2 separate regions of the Homo sapiens genome follow, and region 1 is linked to region 2. A link is an interaction called in ENCODE POLR2A ChIA-PET data of the cell type or tissue named here. Cell type or tissue: PC-9. All regions are shown on one strand. Each heading gives the region's core, and the rest is flanking DNA. Links, peaks and the distances in the headings are about the cores only.

Evidence for each region. Peaks named below come from ENCODE experiments on the same cell type or tissue, not always from the same donor. Only the 100,000 strongest peaks of a DNase experiment are listed, where the experiment ranks them.
Region 1: POLR2A ChIA-PET joins it to region 2 with 7 read pairs; 2 of 35 experiments call an interaction of 5 or more read pairs at or near these places.

The regions. Positions count from the first base shown.
Region 1 is chr18:12,156,855-12,162,242 of GRCh38, reverse strand. It overlaps a transcript of ANKRD62 not described here. Among named protein-coding and RNA genes, the nearest start is that of C18orf61, 41 kb to the left of the region's middle. In PC-9, for the core only: no CTCF peak of the experiment used is centred there; a DNase peak (open chromatin) is centred at 2,622.
Region 2 is chr18:12,679,861-12,685,248 of GRCh38, reverse strand. CEP76 (centrosomal protein 76) reads left to right here. Exons shown (of 12, transcript NM_024899.4): 9 at 4,421-4,587. It also overlaps a transcript of PSMG2 not described here. Among named protein-coding and RNA genes, the nearest start is that of CEP76, 20 kb to the left of the region's middle. In PC-9, for the core only: no CTCF peak of the experiment used is centred there; no DNase peak of the experiment used is centred there.

The sequences.
Region 1 (5,388 bases), core at 159-5,158, 520 kb after region 2:
TACAGTGAGATATCATCTCACCCCAGTTAAAATGGCTTTTATCCAAAGAACAGGCAATAACAAATGCTGTTGAGCATATGGAGAAAAGGGAACCCTCTACACTGTTGGTGGAAACATAAATTAATAAAACTACCATGGAGCACAGTTTGGAGGTTCCTCAAAAAAACTAGATCTTCCATATGATCCAGCAATCCCATTGCTAGGTATATACCCCAAAGAAAGGACATTAGATTCTCAGAGATGTCTGCATTCCCATGTTTGTTGCAGCACTGTTCACAATAGCCAAGATGTGGAAGCAACCTAAGTGTCCATCAACAGATGAATGGATAAAAACATGTGGTACATATACACAATGGAGTTGTGTATATTCAGCCACAGAAGAGAGTGAGATCCTGTCATCTGCAACAACATGGATGGAACTGGAGGTCATTATGTTAATTGGAATAGGCCAGGCAAAGAAAAACATTGATGTTCTCACTTATTTGTGGGATCTAAAATTCAAAACGATTACACTTGTGGAGATAGAGAGTAGAAGGATGGTTGCCAGAGGTTGGGAAGGGTAGTGGCAAGGAGGTGGAGATGGGAGTTGGTTAATGGGCACAAAAAATAGAAAGCATGAATAAGACCTAGTGTTTGGTAGCACAACAGGGTGACTATAGTCCATAATAACTGTACATTTTAAAAGGACTGTAAGACTATAATTGGATGGTTTGTAACACAAAAGATGAATGCTTGAGAAGATGGATACCCCATTCTCCATGCTATTATGCATTGCACGCCTGTACCAAAATATGTCATGTACTCAACAAATATATATACCTACTATGTACTCACAAAATAAAAATTTAGAAAAAGAACTGTTAAGGAAAATGGCGTATTATATGAGAGAATGAGATAGGCTGGAATTTTTTCCCTTGAATAAAAAAGGATGTTTAAAAATTTAAATAAAAATTTCCAAGAAATTTTGTAAGGTATTAACAATTTGCAAAAGTAATCCTATTTGCATTATCTTTTCAGGTGTGTAAAATTGTATAAATAAAAAAATACGTCAAATGTTTTAAGACTCAGATGGTAACATGAGTGCATCAACAATTTTACACATTTCCACTGATTTCAGTTTGAGGACTGCCTGAGGAATCACTGTTTAATAGGTAGACACATTTTAAGATAGTACCTTTTTTACATGTTAGGGTAAATCTGGGTATTTTCTACCAAATAGAATCACTTAAGTAAAAACTTGTTAGTGTGTCATGAGCACTTTTCAGCATCAGCCACAGACATATCATAATTATAATTATCATGAGCCTGACATTCTTCCAGGATCTTCGGGTCTAACACGCTTCTTGAGCACATCTTCCTATGGCACTGAGGCGATGTCTATTCATGAATTTCCTTCCACCGCCATTTTTTGTTCTTAATTTTACCACTAATTTTCTTCCCTGTATCACCTCCACAAACAACTTACATATAATGCCTCCCTCTGGTTGCAAAACATCAATTTCATGATTAAAGAAATAAAGAAGGTGAATTACAGCAAGTAAATGGGGAATACCCTTCAGAAAGCAGCCTTATAAGAGCTGCTGATAGATAACATAAAAACAAAAAATGGATTATGATAATGTAGCCCTCTCACACATGAAATACAAGCCCCAGCTGAAAGGAGTTACAGAACCTCTAAAGGGCAGTCAGTAACCTGTCTAAAAACTTACCAAATTCTCTCTCTGGCTGGAAGGGTCAAACTACTTGCCCCCTGTTGATTTACTTCCTCAGCAGGACTCCATTGAAACTTCTCTCATATAAAAGGAGGCATTATCAAAGACATTACATGGTAAACCTGACCTACCATACTATGAAATGCTTATCAGCTATTGGAACATGTCACCTAGATTTTGAATTATGGTTTAAAAGGTGAGAAATTAACACTCACCTACACATGTACATGCACACACACACATTGTTTAAGAAAAATATGAATATGAGCTTATGGTAAAGGCTCTAGTCCTTACGCTGTTGATGACATTGATCAAGGGAATATACAAACAAGGAAATGTGTGACATTGAGCAGCCCTATGATTTGTACCCCAGAACACCAAACGGCACTATTAATTACAGTCAAAAGGAACACAGGCAGATTTGGGACTCAAGTATCTAAGACATGATTATAGCCTGAAAAATATCAAAACTAAGTTTATAAGAAAACAGAATATTTGAAACACAAGAAAGATCACGTTCCATTCCTTTGTTAAAGGTAGTAATAAATATTGTACCTATAGTAAGTGTGCAAGGTGATTAAAAATAATTAAAACCTAAAGAGTGGGTGAAAGCATAAAATAATTCTATTTCTTAAAAAAGACCTACACAAAACTAAAAATGTAGTGTTTTATTCAGTTATATATTTTCCATAAAAACATTATAGTCTCACAGATACACTTATGGTAAAAAATAATAAGCTAAATAAACTCTGAGAAACTAGTAACTAATAATAATAATTATAAGAACCACCACTACCACTGGCATAATGATCTATGCTTAGCTCATGTGCTGTCTAATGTCCTCAGGGCAGACATTACTCATCACGTTTCTCTGCAGAGTCCAGAAAAGATACAACATTCTTCTCAACACAGATATCCAGGCAACTGCTACCAAACATCCTGAACCACAGGACAAATCTCTTTGTAACCTATAGACTCTACTTATTGGACAATTTGCAGATTAGTTATTTCCTAACTTTCTGTACATAAAAGCAGTGTCAACAGACCAAAATCTAACTATTGGTCTCCACTATGGAACTAGAAAGCTAGCCTTGGGGAGAGGGAGAAACTGTCTAATGCATGTCAATTTGTTAAGTACTAAATTTTGTACATTAAATTCATTTAAATATGATTTTTCAGGATAGAACAGAATGAAGGCAGGGGAGAAAATTACCCCCAAATCAGTATCTTTTATACCAGTATGTGTTAAAGAAAATGAACTAAATATCATGAACAATGCCAACTACTGTGTCCCTGACTATTCTCCTCACCTCTTCCAAGCAACTCAAATCACTTTTCTTCCCTAGATACCTCAAAGCAGGGTCTAACTACAAAATATATGCACTCTTCTTTAAATACACGTTTTCCTGGTCATTTATTATATAATTAAATTAAACTCAATAGGTCGTTATACTTCTGCTGTGTTCAGTGTCTTGCATGAGGAGAAAGATGTCCAGCTTTAAACTTTTTCCATCACAGGTTAATAGCATAGGAAGAATTTTGTGGAAGGTCTGAACTAGGCCCCATATTTTAAAAGAAATACACTTATTACCTTTAAAATCATATATATTCACTTCCAACTCAAATGGCAAACGAAGCACCTCCCACTCGAAGCCCAGCTGAAATATTTTTAAATGTGTGTTAAATAAAAAATTTCTGGCCGGGCGCGGTGGCTCACGCCTGTAATCCCAGCACTTTGGGAGGCCAAGGCCGGTGGATCACGAGGTCAGGAGATCGAGACCACGCTGGCTAACACGGTGAAACCCCATCTCTACTAAAAATACAAAAAAAAAAAAAAAAATTAGCCAGGCATGATGGTGGGCGCCTGTGATCCCAGCTACGGGAGGCTGAGGCAGGAGAATGGCGTGAACCCGGGAGGCAGAGCTTGCGGTGAGCCGAGATGGCACCACTGCACTCCAGCCAGGGCGACACAGCGAGACTCCGTCTCAAAAAAAATAAAAAATAAAAATAAAAAATTTCTAAAGCAATTTTGTAGGGTATTAACAATTTGCAAAAGTAATCCTATTTGCAATATCTTTTCAGGTTGCACATACAGAGGAAGAGATTGTTTAAAATAATAAAAGCATTGATGGTAGAGACAAAAGGAAGATACCTTAGCTGATAGTTAACAGACAGAAACACAATGATGAAAGAACACAACAGCCAAAAATACCAGACAGAAGGGGACTCTGGAAATGTCACCAAAGCCACAATGACCAGGCTATTCAAAGAGGTGTGATCAGCATCAGCTGGCTACTCAGGTCCCTTGCCTTCTCATTTACTACCTCTAAACAAAGCACGTTCCTCTGGCAGGAGAGGTATTTATACCCCAGCATAGACCTAGGCCTGTCTCTGAATAGAGTGAGCCACCTGCCTATTGTGGGGACACACCTTGTCTTGTGGCCTGAGATGAGGAAGGCAGGCCTGGAGGTGACTTGTGGATCTCCAAACCTGACGCTGGAAGGGGGAGCCAACACTACCCAAGGGTAAGATGTTCTAAAGCTCATGACCCCAAAATACAGCCTCCCTGCTTTTGTTTGTTTGTTCCAAGAACATAAGGGGTTCACCCTAGCCACTCCCACCTACGCACCACAGGGAAGCTGGTCTGTTGACATCCCTGGCCACTGGCAGCACTTGTAGAAGCCCATAGTTGCCCATCCCAGCCAAGACCTTTAAGACCTGCTCAGGAATCAGACCTTTCCAGCTGCAGTGGAAACCCATTTGGCCACCTATACTATTCAGCCTCCTCCTTGTCCATAAAAATGAACAGACAGCCAATGACCACCCAGTCATTTAAGGAAATCCAACAGCAAGAAAGGAAAGGACAAAGATGTAAATAGAAAGCGAGGCAGAATCTGAGCACAAGCGAACACACTAGCCCTAGGAGAAACAGATAATTCACGGATGAGAAACCTTCAAACAGATAATTCATGAACAGAAAACATTCAAAGGATATTACATCATATTATGTTAAATATTACAACACAGTCTAGTTCACCAAAGAACAAAATTGGCAAGGCAAAAAATGGAAATCAAAAATAATCAAAGACCTACTGAAGAAGTAAAAATAAAATCTGTTGAAATTAGTAATTTACATGGGCCAGGGGCGAGGATAGGGCCTGGTTCATCACAAAGGGGTCACTCTGAGTGATGAAATGTTCTACATTTTGATCATGGTCGTGGTTACTTGACTACAGGTGTTTATCAAAACCCATAGAACCATATTCTAGAAAGAATAAATTTTACTGTATAAAAAGTCTGAAAAGTGATTTTTAAAAATGCTTGTTGAAATAAGTGCCCAGCAGAACAAGCAAAATATCTTTATCAGACATACCCTAGACAGATTTCAGCATCCCAAAGTAGAACTTCAGAAAGCTTCTGGAGAGGGAGAAAAAAGTTTGCCTATAAAGTTATCTTGGGCTGGGCACAGTGGCTCTTGCCTTTAATCTCAGCACTTTGCGGGGCCGAGGCAAGCAGATTGCTTGCCTGGGCAACATAGTGAGATGCTGTCTCTTAAAAAAATGAGAGACAGCGAGCGAGAGAGAGCGAGAGAGTGAGAGAGGAAGTTATCATATATCTTATCAGCAAAACTATGCCTTTAAAATTTAGAGGGAAAATACTTTTCTACCCTATGAAG
Region 2 (5,388 bases), core at 169-5,168:
GTGGGTGGATCACCTGAGGTCAGGAGTTCAAGACCAGTCTGACCAACGTGGAGAAACTCCGTCTCCACTAAAAGTACAAAATTAGCGTGGTGTGGTGGCACGTGCCTGTAATCTTAGCTACTGAGGAGGCTGAGGCAGGAGAATTGCTTGAACCTGGGAGGCGGAGGTTGTGGTGAGCTGAGATCGCGCCATTGCACTCCAGCCTGGGCAACGAGCGAAACTCCATAAAAAAAAAAGAGAAAATGGCAGTACAAAATTAATATAGAAAAAATATTAAAATAGAAAAAAATCTTGAATTGCATGCTATTTAGTTTGTTTAGTTTGTATTTAAATACAAATGTATATTTAATTACACTTTTTGAATGACTTGATTTTAGTAAACTAATTTTATAGATTATGGGATATTTCCTAATCTGTGTTCTAAAAATGTTGATAGTATGATAACAAACAAGTAAAACTATCTTTAGGCCAGGCGCGGTGGCTCACGCCTGTAATCCCAGCACTTTGGGAGGCCGGGGAGGGTGGATCACCTGTGGTCGGGAGTTCTAGAACAGCCTGGCTAACATGGAGAAACTCCATCTCTACTGAAAAAATACAAAAATTAGCCAGCCATGGTGGCGGGCTCCTGTAATCCCAGCTACTTGGGAGGCTGAGGCAGGAGAATCACTTGAACCTGGGAGGTGGAGGTTGCAGTGAGCCGAGATCACGCCATCGCACTCCAGTGTGGGCAATAAGAGCAAAACTCCATCTCAAAAAAAAAAAACAAAAAACTATCTTTAGCCTGGGTGACAGAGCGAGACTCTGTCTCAAAAAAAATAAATAAAGGTGACAGCAGGCCAGGCATGGTGGCTCATGCCCGCAATTCCAGCACTTGGGTAGGCCAAGGTGGGCAAATCACTTGAGCCCAGAAGTTCCAGACAAACCTGGGCAACATGGCAAAATCCCTCTCTCTAAAAAACTATAAAAATTACCCAGGCATGGGCCAGGTGTGGTGGCTCACGCCTGCAATCCCAGCACTTTGGGAGGCTGAGGCGGGCGGATCACACGGTCAGGAGATCGAGATCATCCTTGCTGATACGGTGAAACCCCATCTCTACTAAAAACACAAAAAAAGGAGAATCACTTGAACCCATGAGGTGGAGGTTGCAGTGAGCTGAGATCGCGCCACTGCACTCCAAACTGGACGACAGAGCAAGACTCTGTCTCAAAAAAAAATACATATATATATGATATCATATATATGATATATATCATATATATATTTAGATTTTTTACTGTACAAACAACAGCATTACAACAGTAATGGTGAAACTTTACCTATAATTCTATTCCTAGTTTATTATTTCTTTTTATATTTTTTCTGCTGTATATGTATCATTTATTTCATAATTATAATTGTAAATAAATTTTTGTATCTTGCTTTATAATTAAGCATTATGCTATGAACATTTTTCTATGTGTTGCTACAGTCTTTCTGATTTCCTTTTTTTTTTAAATGAGACAGAGTTTTCCTCTTGTCGCCCAGGCTGGAGTGCAATGGCATGATCTCGGCCCACTGCAACCTCCGTCTCCTGGGTTCAAGCGATTCTCCTGCCTCAGCCTCCCTAGTAGCTGGGATTACAGGTGCCCGCCACCACCCCCAGCTCATTTTTGTATTTTTAGTAGAGATGGGGTTTCACTGTGTTGGCTAGGCTGGTCTCGAACTCCTGACGTTAGGTGATCTGCCCGCCTCTGCCTCCTAAAGTGCTGATTTCCGTTTTTTAATGAGTGTTTTAAGTTTCCTTGAGTCAATATACAAAATACATTTAACTATTTCCCTATTGTAGGAACTGCCAAGTTAGGCTCTTTTTTTTTTATTCAGTGGTTTTGTTGTTGTTGTTTTCTTTTGTTTTTGTTTAGGACGGGGTCTCGCTCTGTCGCCCAGGCTGGAGTGCAGTGTCACGATCTCGACTCACTGCAACCTCCGCCTCCCAGCCTCAAGCAATTCTCCTACCTCAGCCTCCTGAGTAGCTGGGACTACAGGCATGGAGCCACCATGCCTGGCTTTTTTTTTTTTTTTTTTGGTATTTTTAGTAGAGATGGGGTTTCTTGGCCAGGGTGGTCTCAAACTCCTGGCCTCAAGTGATCTGCCCGCTTCAGCCTCCCAAAGTGCTGAGATTACAGGCAAAAGCTGGCACACCTGGCCATAAAGTTAAGCTCATTTTAAATTTTTTAATGTTGCCATGAATGAACTTTCACACTGACTATCTTTGCAGATATTTTTATTTTACTTCTGAATTTTCTTTAGGACAAAATCTCAGAAATAATTGGGTCTAAAAGGTTGATTAAGCCAGGCGCAGTGGCTCATGCCTGTAATCGCAGCACTTTGGGAGGCCGAGGTGGGTGGATCACTTGAGGTCAGGAGTTCAAGACCAACCTGGCCAACATGATGAAACTCTCTCTCTACTAAAAATACAAAAATTAGCTGGGTGTGGTGGTGCACGCCTGTAGTCCTAGCTACTCAGGAGGCTGAGAATCATTGGAACCCGGGAGGAGGAGGTTGTAGTGAGCCGAGGTCATGCCACTGCATTCCAGCCTGGGTGACAGAGCGAGACTCTGTCTCAAAAAAGAAAAAAGTAAATTAAAAAATAAAAGATTGGTTATTACATTTTTGTAAAGCCACTTGAAGAACTATAAAATGCTATTTGTTTTCTTACAGTTAATTTTTTTTAAAAAACTTTAGCACCACCAAATCCAATTTTTTGGAGAAAGAAATTTCTTGGCCAGGTAAGGTGGCTCATGCCTGTAGTCCCAGCACTTTGGGAGGCTGAGGCAAGCGGATTGCTTGAGTCCAGGAATTCGAGACCAGCCAGGGCAACTTGGTGAAACCTTGTCTCTACAAAAACACAAAAAATAGCTGGGCCTGGTGATGAGTGCCTGTGGTCCCAGCTATTCAGGAGGCTGAGGCGGGGGAATCACTTGAGCTGGGGACATCAAGGCTGCAGTGAGCTGAGGACGTCAAGGCAGCATTGAGCTGAGATCATGCCACTGCACTCCAGCCTGGGTGTCAGAACTAGACCCTATCTCAAAAGAGAGGAAAAAAAAAAGAAATTTCTTCATTCGGACACTCAACTCAAATAGTTATTTTTGCTTTCGCGTGTAGTCTTCCTACACTTAAATACGAAATTGTAACCATAGTGTTTAATATCTTGGTAATTTTTTTCACAGAACACAGTATCAGATATTTTCTTTTCTTTTTTTCTTTTTTTTTTTAGAGACAGAGTCTCACTCTGTTGTCCAGGCTGGAGTGCAGTGGCACGATCTCAGCTCACTGCAATCTCTGCCTCCCAGGTTCAAGCGATTCTCCTGCCTCAGCCTCCTGAGTAGCTGGGATTACAGGCACACACCACCATACCCAGCTAATATTTTCTATTTTTTTATAGGTCTTTATAACTTTTTAAAATTGAAAGTAATATAACCAAAGAAAATCTGGAAAAAGAGTGGAAAATTATATATAACCTCCCCAGTAATAACCATTGTTGGCATTTTGTTGTTGTTCTTGCCAGTCATTTTTCTTATGTATGTATTTTCTTGAAATTATCACATATAGATACTATCAGTCATTGGTTGAGTGTTTTCCATTTATTTGCATTTCTTGCTGTATGACTTGTTTGCTTGTTTGTTCATGTACTTCAGCTATTAATCTATTAAAATATTCCAGGCTGGGCACAGGAGCTCATGCCTGTAATCCCAACACTTTGGGAGGCTGAGGCAGGAGGATCACTTGAGCCCAGGAGTTCAAGAGCAGCCTGGGTAACACAGTAAGACCCCTGTTTATACAAAAAAAATTTTAAAATTAGCTAGGTGTCATGGTGCACACCTTTAGTCCCAGCTACTTGGGAGGCTGAGATGGGGAAATCACTTAAGCCCAGGAGGTCAAGGCTGCTATGAATCATGTCACCAGCCTGGGTGACAGAGGAAGACCCTGTCTCAAAAAAAAAAAAAAAAAAAAATGTTCTACTTTTCTTTCTGTGTTGTGTGAGTTCTTTATAAACATTTTTTTTTTTTTTTGGAAACAGAGTCTTACTCTGTTGCTGAGGCTGGAATGCAGTGGCGCGATTGTAGCTCACTGCAACCTCCGCCTCCCAAGTTCACGTGATTCTCTTGCCTCGCCTCCTGAGTAGCTGGGACTAATGGTGTGTGCTACCACACCCGGCTAATTTTTGTATTTTTAGTAGAGACAGAGTTTCCTTATGTTGGCCAGGCTGGTCTTGAACTCCTGACGTCATGTGATCCACCCGCCTTGGCCTCCCAAAGTGTTGGGATTACAGGCGTGAGCCACTGTGCCCAGCCAATAAATTTTTATTATAATTTAGTATTTAAGTATGTAATGAGGAAATAATATGGAAGAATGAATACTTCATTTTAATTTATCTTCCAGGGTGACTGTGAAGATCACGCTAACCTTCTGTGCAGCCTTCTTCTTGGATATGGATTAGAAGCCTTTGTTTGTGTTGGGACCAAGGCAAAAGGAGTACCTCATGCATGGGTTATGACTTGTGGAACTGATGGGGCCATCACTTTTTGGGAGAGTTTAACAGGACACAGGTTAGTTTACTAAGTTTATAAGGATATTAAAATGAAGTTATAAGTTTTTTTTTTTTTTTTTTTTTGAGATGGAGTCTCGCTCTGTCGCCCAGGCTGGAGTGCACTGGCACAATCTCAGCTCACTGCAACCTCCACCTCCCAGGTTCAAGCCGATTCTCCTGTCTCAGCCTCCCAAGTAGCTGGGATTACAGGCATGTGCCACCGCACCTGGCTGATTTTTGTATTTTTAGTAGAGACAAGTTTTCACCATGTTAGCCAGGCTGGTCTCGAACTCCTGACCTTAGGTGATCCACCTACCTCAGCCTCCCAAAGTGCTGGGATTACAGGCGTGAGCCACTGTGTCCGGCTTAAGTTATAAGTATTTTAAATTATAAGGGTTTTTTGTCCATATTGATGGTACTTGAAGGTACGTGTTGATGATTTTAGTTAGAGCCTTTTCAGTGATTATGTAAAAAAGTACTTCAATTATGGCAGCCAAGTAAATGAACTCTAAGAAAACTTTTACCTCAAATATTCTTTACCAACATGATGTTGGTAAACAGTAAATTATGTTTACTAGTTTTGTATGATTAGCATATTTTTTTTTCAGTTTTCTCTTTTTTTTTTTTTGCAGTGTCTCATTCTGTTGCTCAGGCTGGAGTGCAGTGGCACAGTCACAGCCCACTGCAGCCTCCCCCTCCTGGGTTCTGGTGGTCCTCCTACCTCAGCCTCTTGCGTAGCTGGGACTGCAGGTGTGCACAGCCATGCCTAGCTAATTTTTTTGTAGGGATGAGCTTTTGCTGTGTTGTCTAGGCTGGTCTT